Linked DNA regions of Mus musculus: region 1 is linked to region 2. The links are chromatin contacts, found by Hi-C or POLR2A ChIA-PET in ENCODE. All regions are on one chromosome and are shown on one strand. The core of a region is the stretch at or near the end of the contact, and the rest is flanking DNA. Distances in the headings are between cores, read along the strand shown.

Region 1 (4,608 bases), core at 8-2,507, 300 kb before region 2:
TGACATCTAGTAGAAACAGGGCTCTCTAGAGATTCACTATCTATACAGAGCTCACTATCTGGTGAGGGGGGAAACATTTGGACATCTTATACACTGATGGGACCAAGAACACACAAGGAAAGCAGCGAATGGTTTGTATTAATCCGGGGAATGAATTCCCAAGTTATAGTTTAGGTGCCAGAAGGAATGTGCTTTGACTAACAGGGTTCAGTTTTTCCATGCAGGGGCAAAGGATGAAAAAGGAGACAGCTCAGAGAAGGAAGGATGTGTGAGTATAGGGAAGTACAGGAACTGTGAGAGACAAGCCGCTCAGAGAGTTTCCGGAAATGTCACGCTAACAAAGTCCACCTTCCACTGTAGCAGTGATTATAGGGTGATGTAATGAAAGGGGATTAATGTCCGTGGGTATGGAAGGGCTTGAAGCTGCATCTAGACAGGGTTGTTAGTCCCACCTGCTCGTGCAGCCCCAGAAGCTGGCTGTAGCGCACCCGACAGTGCAGGACTCCATTCACGTGAATGTTATAGGCCTGAGGACACAAAAGCAGGCAAACATCTCAGGATCGACGTGCAAACCACCTCTTGCCCCAGAAACCTGTCCGGAAGTTGCCTGACATATCCGTCTGCGCAACGCTCCGAGACTTCCCGGGATTTAGCCTGTTTTTCCCCCAGGGCCGGGTTTCAAGCAGAAGGCCCAGTCCCGAGGACACTCGGGCGCTTGTGCGGCAGTATCCCTCCCGGAGATGACAATAGTGCCCACCGCCAGAGCAGTCGCGGCCTGGCCGGGGAAAGAAGAACCTATTGGAGCTTGGGGTGGCTTAAGTACGAAACTGAGACATGAGATGGCTTCCAGTGAGGTTCGAAGGCTGGAGGCCGCTCCGAGAGCTCCGGCCCGTTATCCCCGCCCTGGCCCAGCTTCTAGCACCTCCTCACCACGTAGGCGGAGCCGCCGCTGTCCCCACTGCGGGACTCCGTTTCAGGAATGGAAAAGTGCATGTTCCCTAAGGCAGAGCTCCGTACTACCAGGTTCGCAGCGCCTCTGCTCGCTTGCCTCTGCCACTCAGCGCGTCTCCGCAGCCCAGCTCGCCATTTTGGTGGGCCTGAACTCCGAGGTGGGAAGGCTGTAGGATGACGGCTCTGCGAGCAGCAACCTCGGCATGCTGGGAGCTGTAGTCGAGCGCCGGAGACGCTCCTAATTGGGAACCCAACATCCTTTGGTCCTCACCGCGACCCGTAGTCCTGGGCGGGACCCAGTGCACGCCGGAAGTTGTAGTCCGCTGGGGACTGACTCCGCGGGAGGCATCAGGGGAGCCAGCAGCCCAGGTGGCGCTGTAGTGTGAGTGACCTCGGCGGGAGGAGCCTAGGACCCACAGTCATGGCTGCGGTGGCGGTGGCTGTTCGCGAAGGTGAGTGAAGGGCTAGATGCACCAAGTGGTAGAAGAGCAGATGAACACTGGATCGCTGATGCGGGGTCCGGAGCGCCTTTGGGCCTTGCCGCCGGGTTTCTGCACGTCGCGGGACTCTGGTTTACAAGATCTAGGGCGCAGCAGGGTGCTGCTTGCCGGCTGTTCCCAGAAGGGTGACTGACCCTTTTCCTCCCACGCCTGTCCTTTGATCCTGCCGCGCAGTGCGTCCCCACGCGGATCCCAGAGCGCCTCGCGCCCGGCAGCCGAGCTGTGGTCATGCCAACCCAGCAGCCAGCTGCGCCGACGAGTCTCCCCAAGTCCTCCCGGAGCCTGTCTGGCTCACTCTGTGCCCTGTTTTCTGATGCAGAATCGAGATCCGAGATGAAGACTGAACTTTCTCCTCGGCCCGGGGTAAGTGAGGGAGAGACCTCCTAAGTCGCCTGTCAAGAGCTACACAGAAAGCTGTGTCACCTTCATTTGGCCCCATCTCCCATCCTTTTCAGTTCATCTCTTAGTAGAACTGGGAGATTTTACAGAGCTTAACGGTGTGTGACTATGACTGAAGAAGTTTCTCTCCTTACTTACGTAGACTTGTAACAGAAGTCAGAGAGTGTTAGGAACTTAACCTTGGGGGAATCTAGTAAGCATCTTGATAAACCTTTGGAATGGCCTGGGGTAGAGCAGTTCCCGTGTCTGTGTCTCAGGCAGCAGGGCGGGAGTTGACCCAAGAAGAGAAGCTTCAGCTTCGAAAAGAAAAGAAACAGCAGAAGAAGAAACGGAAGGAGGAAAAGGGGGCAGACCAAGAAATTGGCTCTGCTGTGTCTGCAGCTCAACGGCAAGGTGCGGGGACGCTTTAAACGGCCGGGGGTAGGATGCTGGATGAGGGATTTGCAAAGGGAGATAGAACAAAGTTGGTTTGAGCAAGTACAAAAGCGGTTACTTGGAAGGCAGAGCCTGATGGTGCTGGCTGGTGGTGGCTTACAGCACACCTTTAACCCCAGCACTAAGGCCAAAGCAAAGGCAGGTGGATCTCTGATGAATTCCAGCCTCAGTCAAAAAAGGAAAAAAAAAAAAACTTAGATAAGGTAAAAGGGAAACTAAGGCCAAAGCAAAGACAGGTGGATCTCTGATGAATTCCAGCCTCAGTCAAGAAAGGGAAAAAAAATAGATAAAAGGGAAACTTTGGTTGGGGCAAAGAGATCACCGTCCTAGAGCCCAGGCACCTCTTCCCTCTGTATTTCATAGACCCAATCAGAGAACTCCCAGGACCTGGTAGTCAGCTGGGAGGTACTGCTGGGGAGAAACTTCCAGCTGGCCGGAGTAAGGCAGAACTTCGCGCCGAAAGGAGAGCCAAGCAGGAGGCAGAGCGGGCCCTGAAACAGGCAAGAAAAGGGGAACAAGGAGGCGTCCCTCCTCAGGCCTGCCCCAGCACTGCTGGAGAAACCACCTCAGGTATCTCTCTCCTCTTCATTCTCACACTCCACTTACCCAAACGCTCCCGTTTCGAGATGTATAGAGTCTTGAAAGCATCTCCCTAACTTTTAGGAGTGAAGCGTGTCCCCGAGCACACCCCAGCTGATGACCCCACACTTCTGAGGAGGCTCCTTAGAAAGCCAGATCGACAACAGGTAGGAAGTGGGTTTGGTACCTGGAGAATTGCCCTGGGCAAAGAAAAGATCTGGAAAAGCACGGAGTATTGGGATCAAATAGCCCACCCAGTCCCGTTTGATGATGTCTCTTTGTTTCATGGAGGTTCCTACACGAAAGGATTACGGATCCAAAGTCAGTCTCTTCTCCCACCTGCCTCAGTACAGCAGACAAAGCTCCTTGACCCAGTACATGAGGTAGGACCTTTAAGTCGGAGGAGATTGAGGAACTCAGTGTTAAAAGTGACTGGAACTGTGAGATGGGATGTGTGGGTGGGTGGGGTGCAAACTCAAGGCAAAACTACAGGAAATGGGGAAGCCCCTTCTCATGAGGGGCAGGGGCCAAGAGGTACTCAAGTTCCCTTAAAAAGTATGTGACACCGCCATCCCATCAGCATCCCATCCTCTGTGATCCACCCAGCCATGGTGAGACTCGGTCTGCAGTACTCCCAGGGCCTCATCAGTGGCTCCAATGCCCGGTGCATCGCACTGCTTCACGCCCTGCAGCAGGTACGTCCAGTTCTATTCTCCATGACCCTGCCCCATTCCCTAAGACTGCCCCAGCATGATGGTCCTCTCTGGGACAAAGAAGCAATGACTCTCACAATCTGAACACTTACTTCCCTAGTGAAGCTTACCCCTGTCCCATAGTAGAGATCTTCCTTAAGGGGTGTTTTGTATTCTCTAGGTGATTCAGGATTACACAACACCTCCCAGTGAGGAACTCTCCAGGGATCTTGTAAATAAACTAAAACCCTACATCAGGTGAGCACAGCCGTGCAGGTCCATTTGCACCTTACTGATGCCCCTCTCGACTTTGATCATGCTCTTCTCTCTCTTTAAGTCCTAACCAGTTGCACAAACCTGAGGTTATTGTTGTTGCAGCTTCCTGACGCAGTGCCGCCCCATGTCGGCAAGTATGTGCAACGCCATCAAGTTCCTAACCAAGGAAGTCACTGGCATGAGCAGCTCCAAGCGGGAAGAGGAGGTGATGGAGGATTCTGGGGGCGGGAGAGGCATGTACCTGTGGTTAGGATAAGCAGCATCTTCTGACCTCCCAGAAGATGTGTGTAGACATGCCACAGGGCCTAGTCAGGCTTAGGGGAGCACTTAGGCACTTGCACGCAGACCCATTGTTATGTATACTTATACAAGTAAATGGCACAAGACAGTCTATTTCATCCTGGCTGACCTAGAGCTCAGTAGATTGGCCAAGCTGGCCTCAGATCCAGAGATTCCACCTGCTTCCTAAGTGCTGGAAGGTGTGTGCCACCATGCTTGGCACGTACGGTATGCCAACCAGAGGGTGAACTGCATCCATGTTCTCTCAACATTTAGGCCAAGTCAGAACTTAGAGAAGCCCTCGACCGGTACGTGCAAGAGAAGATCGTGCTTGCAGCTCAGGCAATTTCACGATTTGCTTCTACAAAGATCAGTGATGGGGACGTGATCCTGGTATATGGATGGTATGGTCAGCACCTGAGTGAGAAAACTGGGGAGGGGACTGTCAGAAGAAAAGGCTGCCCTTGCCTTTGCAGACAGGCTGGCTACCAGCCAGT
Region 2 (4,633 bases), core at 2,129-4,628:
GTTAATCCTCTACCCTGGGGTACAAGATAAACCGGGTCCAGAATGTGTAGAGGTAACAGCTGTAAGCTATCCACAGTGGCCGGAGATAGGATGAGGTTAGATTACTGTTTTACTTCTGTGTATGTCAACTGATATATGTGGGGGCCTGTGGAAGCCACAAGAAGTCATTCTATCCCCTGGAGCAGGAGTTACAGGCCACGGCACAGTGTGGGTGCTGGGAACCAAACAAGGATCCTTTGTAACAGAGTATTAAGTATTCTTAAAACTGAGCCCTCTCTTCCACCCAAGAATACGGCTTTCATGTTCTTCCCACTTACTTACCCTTTTGCCTGTGAAACGGAATGGTCGGGGAGTGCCGAGATCAGGAAATAGCTGCTCTAGTCGGGGCTCCCGATCATCTCGAAGCCCATGGCAGGAAGTGATTGTTAGTAGATCTACACGAAGTCCATCCAGAGAATAGCAGAGAAGCTCTCGGTGGTAATAAATACTATCCAGAGGACTACAGGGATAAAATCAATAGTTAGAAGTCCCTAAAGTCCTAGCACCAGGCATGCAGGCAGCATTGCCAGCTCAGGACTTAAATTATCTGGTCCCTCACCATGACTTTTGGGTCCTCATAGTCGCTTGAACTGGTGAGGCTAAGGGTATGTGTGGGCTCGCACTGCTAGGTGCAGACACAGGACTGAAGCTTTTCCTATCATCAGGTTGGCAGCAAGCTCCCTTCTGTATGCACTGAGCTGTCTTGCTGTCACTCCTCCAGCTCTATTATTTAAGAGTAAGTTTTTTGTTTGCTTTCCTAATTTGTGGTACATCAGGATAGATTAATCTGTGTACATAGAGAGTTGCCCTCCGTAGAGGAAGATGAAGAAGACATGCTGAGCAGCCACAGTGCTGGCTATACTCAGGATAGCTCAAGAGAACTGGAGGAGCATGCGTTGGGCAGGTGATTATGGTGGCAAAGGAACACCTTTGTCTACACGTGGACAAGACTGGTGACGTTTTGGCTAAGAGCTCTTAGAACAAATGCTGGGAGCAGCAGAGGTACTACAGAATCCACAGTATAGTAGGGGGAAGAATGGGGTTAGCACCTGCTATGGGTAGAGTAATTCTCTGAAAAGCGCTGGTCTAGCTGGCTCAGCAGATCCTGGCAGTCACTGTAGGAGAAGGGGTAGCAGAAGGCGAAGAAGGTGGTGGCTCCCCGGCCCTCTACGAAACGGTGAACAAAGGATAGCACAAACTGTGTCTCTGTCATCTGGGGAGCAGAGGAGGAAGAGGGGGCAAACATGTCATCTGTGTCAGCACTGAGCTCCTCCTGTGGGGATGCTGGGAACTGACCTCATGCCTCTCTCACCTTTACCAACTCCCTCCCTCTGACACTCTCCACATGAGAACCAGCTTCTTCAGGCTTGCTGAAGCAGGGGCTCAGCTTGGACCCCAGCTAGGGGTGGAAGAAAGAAGATACTAAAAGCTGCCTGGTCCTCTCTCTCAAAAATGTGTTTCCTCTACCAACACCCAGTCTTCCCTCCTACTGGAGAACTTACCTCAAAGGTGGGCCGCTCTCTAATGCGTTCCCAGCGTGGCCGGGAAGGCAGTGTGCGCACAAAGGGGGCCATGCCCTGGGAATACAGTTTGCTTTGCTTGTTCATGTTCATAATGTTGATCTTGATAAGCTTTCCTGGAGTCCCTCCCCGGACACTGAAGTAGAACCATGACCTGAGAGCCAAAAGAGAGACCAGCTGTTGGCTGTGGGAGGGCCAGGGAGAGGATGTGGGGAAAGCTGAATCAAATCAAGTCCAAACAGCAAAGGGCTATCTGGTAAGGAGGGAAGGGGGGAGGGTTTACAAGAGATACTGTGCTGGTGCTCAAAGTCAATGCCTGACTATAGGATGCATCCAAGCACTCGGCCTTCCCACCCCCTGCAGTCCTCATACCTGTTGCCATTTTCATATTCCGTTTCAGCACAGTCAGGCCGGGTCCACACGTTGAACTCGTAGTCAGGGGAAGCAGCAGACCCACTAGCGGGGGCTGTTGCCACCCCTCCTACGCCTTCCCCATCACTAGACACAGTCTCCACCTTTTCCACATGGGCTAGGTTCCCTGAATCAAAGCGAGAACTGAACAGCAATCCCCCACAGCGCAGCTCCATGGTGGGGCTGGGAAAGCATCCTCTTGCCCCACACAGGCCCTGAGAGCTGGGGGGAAAAAAAATCAAAGTTGGGATAGGGAGGAAGGGCAGAAAATGAAACAATGTGTTTGGTATGTCTGGATAAATGAGAAATGTCTTTTCTACTCTATGAAGCAAAACGCTCTTATTCATAGAAAACCTGGAAGTAGCCTTTCAGTAAGATCAAGAGAAAGCACAACTCTGTCCCTGGACACCCAAGGAGTATGAGCGACCTAAAAACACCCTATTTTACTACATCACCACCGTTCCCCAATCGAATGCTCACTAGCTTCCTTAGTTGAGTTGGAAAACGCTAGATTCTCAAGCTTTTTAACAACCTAAGAGGCAGAGACTCGAGGTCGGGTGGTTGCCACTGACTCTATGAGGGAGAGGCCATATTAAAATTTCCTATATTGGCTTTGTACTGGACAGCCCGGAGCAAGAAGAACCAAGTTTCTAAGTGTAAATGGTAGCTTCCTTTCTTTACCTCTTTTGTCTTCACAAGCACCGACTGTAATTATACTCGTTTCTCGGAGACCTTGAAGAGCGTTGCTACCACCCCCTTCCTCTACTACGCCTATTATGAAAACGTAGCCTATGCCCGGCCAAAGCCACTTGCTCACCTGCCCTGAACCTCAGTTCCAATTAGGGTCTGTTTCCATCCTCCCGCCCTGTAGACACGAGCCCGTGCAAAAGCTACCCTCGAAGGTGTGGGTAACGGGCGTCCTAAGCACCCCTAGGAAGGCTGGGCCAGTAGAGTCCCGCTTGGAAGCAGCAGGCAGCTCCTCGATTCGCGAGGACCCTCGCGCTGCCTGGCTTGTCCAGGGCAGGGTGGGGTTTGGAAGCGTGGGAGGGGTCGAGACAGGTACACTGGCGGACAGGAAGGCGGGTCCTAGGGGTCAGAGGTGAGGCCACAGGAGCAGAGGGAGTCAACCAAAGGCGGGGTCGGCGGGCCGGCCGCGGCAGGCCGGGGGGCGGGGTGGCATTCGACGGGGGCTCCGGCAGAGCGGGCTGAGAAGGGGGCGGGGCCTGCCGGCGGGGCCGCAGTCCACGCGAAGCCCCTCACCTCTCTCCGGGCCGCTGCTCCCGCTCCCTCTCCCGCTAGCGAGGCGGCACCTCGGGCCCCGGCACCCGGGCCCTCCACCCGGGACCCACACAAAACCAGAGAGCCGCGGTGCCGGGACCCCACTCTGCCAGGAAACAAGAAGTCTCTTGCCTATTGGCCGCAGCTGCAGCTGGCTACCCGCCCAGTAAAGCGCACTGCCATTGGTCGCCACGCAGGGTTCCGTGCACGTTGGCAGGTACCTGTGAGGGGGCCGTTTGGGGGCTTCCGCGGGCCACCGCCGTGTGCGGCTCACTAGGCGTCTTCTCTGTAGGCGGTTAACGGCCCGCCTCCCCGAGGCGGGAAAGACAGAGCAGTGAGCAGGAAACAGGAAAAGACTTACCTGTGAATAAGAAAATAGCATGTGAAGCCGATCTTTGTTTACCGTGCTCCTAGCTCTACTGTGTAACGAAACGTGGACACAACAGATCATGAGCCTGATGGTGTGTAAAAGGAAGTGGAGGATGCGGGCATCGATCCCGCTACCTCTCGCATGCTAAGCGAGCGCTCTACCATTTGAGCTAATCCCCCAGCTGTAGTGCTGTACCTTCCTGTAACCTTTACAAGGTTTCCTGAGACTCAGTTTTCTAATGTAGTTCACAATATAAAGTAGGATGGAGCCCTCAGCAAGATTTTGAAACAGAGCCATGTAATACATACATAAGCAATAAGGACTTTTCTTGAAGTACATGTCACTATAGCTTTAACACCTAATATGCGAACAAGGTACGTTGTACTTCGACTACTTAACTGCTATATGTACTCAAGGGGTTTTCAACGTAGCCAGGAAAATACACTGCCTATCCTCAAGTAAGCGTTTCCCCCACGGAGCAATTGACCTAGGGTGTAGGTAAACTAAAAGTAGTGCACGAAGTCCTTCGAGCCGGAATCGAACCAGCGACCTAAGGATTACCATATTGTACTGACTACAGTCCTCCGCTCTACCAACTGAGCTATCGAAGGCCCCGCTGCGTCGGGCTGCTGCAGTTTTCCCTCTAATGCTTACCAAGATTTTTTTTTTTTCCCTAATGTGTTTCTGCGTAAACTAAAGGATCCCGGGCCAGAAGAAAGGCGGGCTTGCAGGCTCGCACCCTGCGGCAGGAGCTCGCCGTGAGCCGGATTGAGGCTAAAGCTGGGGCGGCCTTCCTCTCGCTAAGCAGACATTAGTTTCGGTGTTTGGGACTACGAATGCTGCTTCTGCTCCAGGTTTCCTTTGGTTTTCGGCGTGATGAAAGTATATAAAGCATGTTGTTCTGATGATGCGAAAGACATTCGCTCCGTCAGCTGAAGTGTCGGGGTCCATTCACCGAGACCCAGGCCAGAAGGGAAGACCGAGCCACGGGAGCGAGGGACCCCTATGCCCTGGA

The links. Hi-C counts contacts between places; a loop is a spot of excess contacts on that map. ChIA-PET counts read pairs that join two places held with the same protein, here RNA polymerase II (POLR2A).
Region 1: a map of regulatory T cell shows a loop between it and region 2 (3-fold over the local background). The contact joins the promoter of Eif2b4 here to the promoter of Agbl5 in region 2. A Hi-C loop is called at or near these places in 1 of 37 maps with a recorded cell type or tissue (regulatory T cell). POLR2A ChIA-PET finds 5 or more read pairs at or near these places in 4 of 5 experiments (Patski and embryonic stem cell).

What each region holds. Positions count from the first base shown.
Region 1 is chr5:31,189,788-31,194,395 of GRCm38, reverse strand. Eif2b4 (eukaryotic translation initiation factor 2B, subunit 4 delta) reads left to right here and starts at 1,257. Exons shown (of 13, transcript NM_010122.2): 1 at 1,257-1,403; 2 at 1,771-1,814; 3 at 2,108-2,243; 4 at 2,649-2,855; 5 at 2,949-3,031; 6 at 3,156-3,247; 7 at 3,445-3,559; 8 at 3,738-3,814; 9 at 3,935-4,037; 10 at 4,388-4,515. The coding sequence starts at 1,373. It overlaps Snx17 (sorting nexin 17), which reads right to left and starts at 1,092. Exons shown (of 15, transcript NM_153680.2): 1 at 931-1,092; 2 at 453-527. The coding sequence starts at 993.
Region 2 is chr5:30,887,679-30,892,311 of GRCm38, reverse strand. Agbl5 (ATP/GTP binding protein-like 5) reads right to left here and starts at 3,378. Exons shown (of 16, transcript NM_001374737.1): 1 at 2,788-3,378; 2 at 1,932-2,192; 3 at 1,542-1,713; 4 at 1,089-1,252; 5 at 322-499. The coding sequence starts at 2,146. Gm35795 (a long non-coding RNA gene) reads left to right here and starts at 3,357. Exons shown (of 2, transcript XR_376844.2): 1 at 3,357-3,465; 2 at 4,318-4,633. It overlaps n-TYgta9 (a tRNA gene), which reads right to left and starts at 4,229; the gene lies at 4,141-4,229. It overlaps n-TAagc15 (a tRNA gene), which reads right to left and starts at 3,797; the gene lies at 3,725-3,797.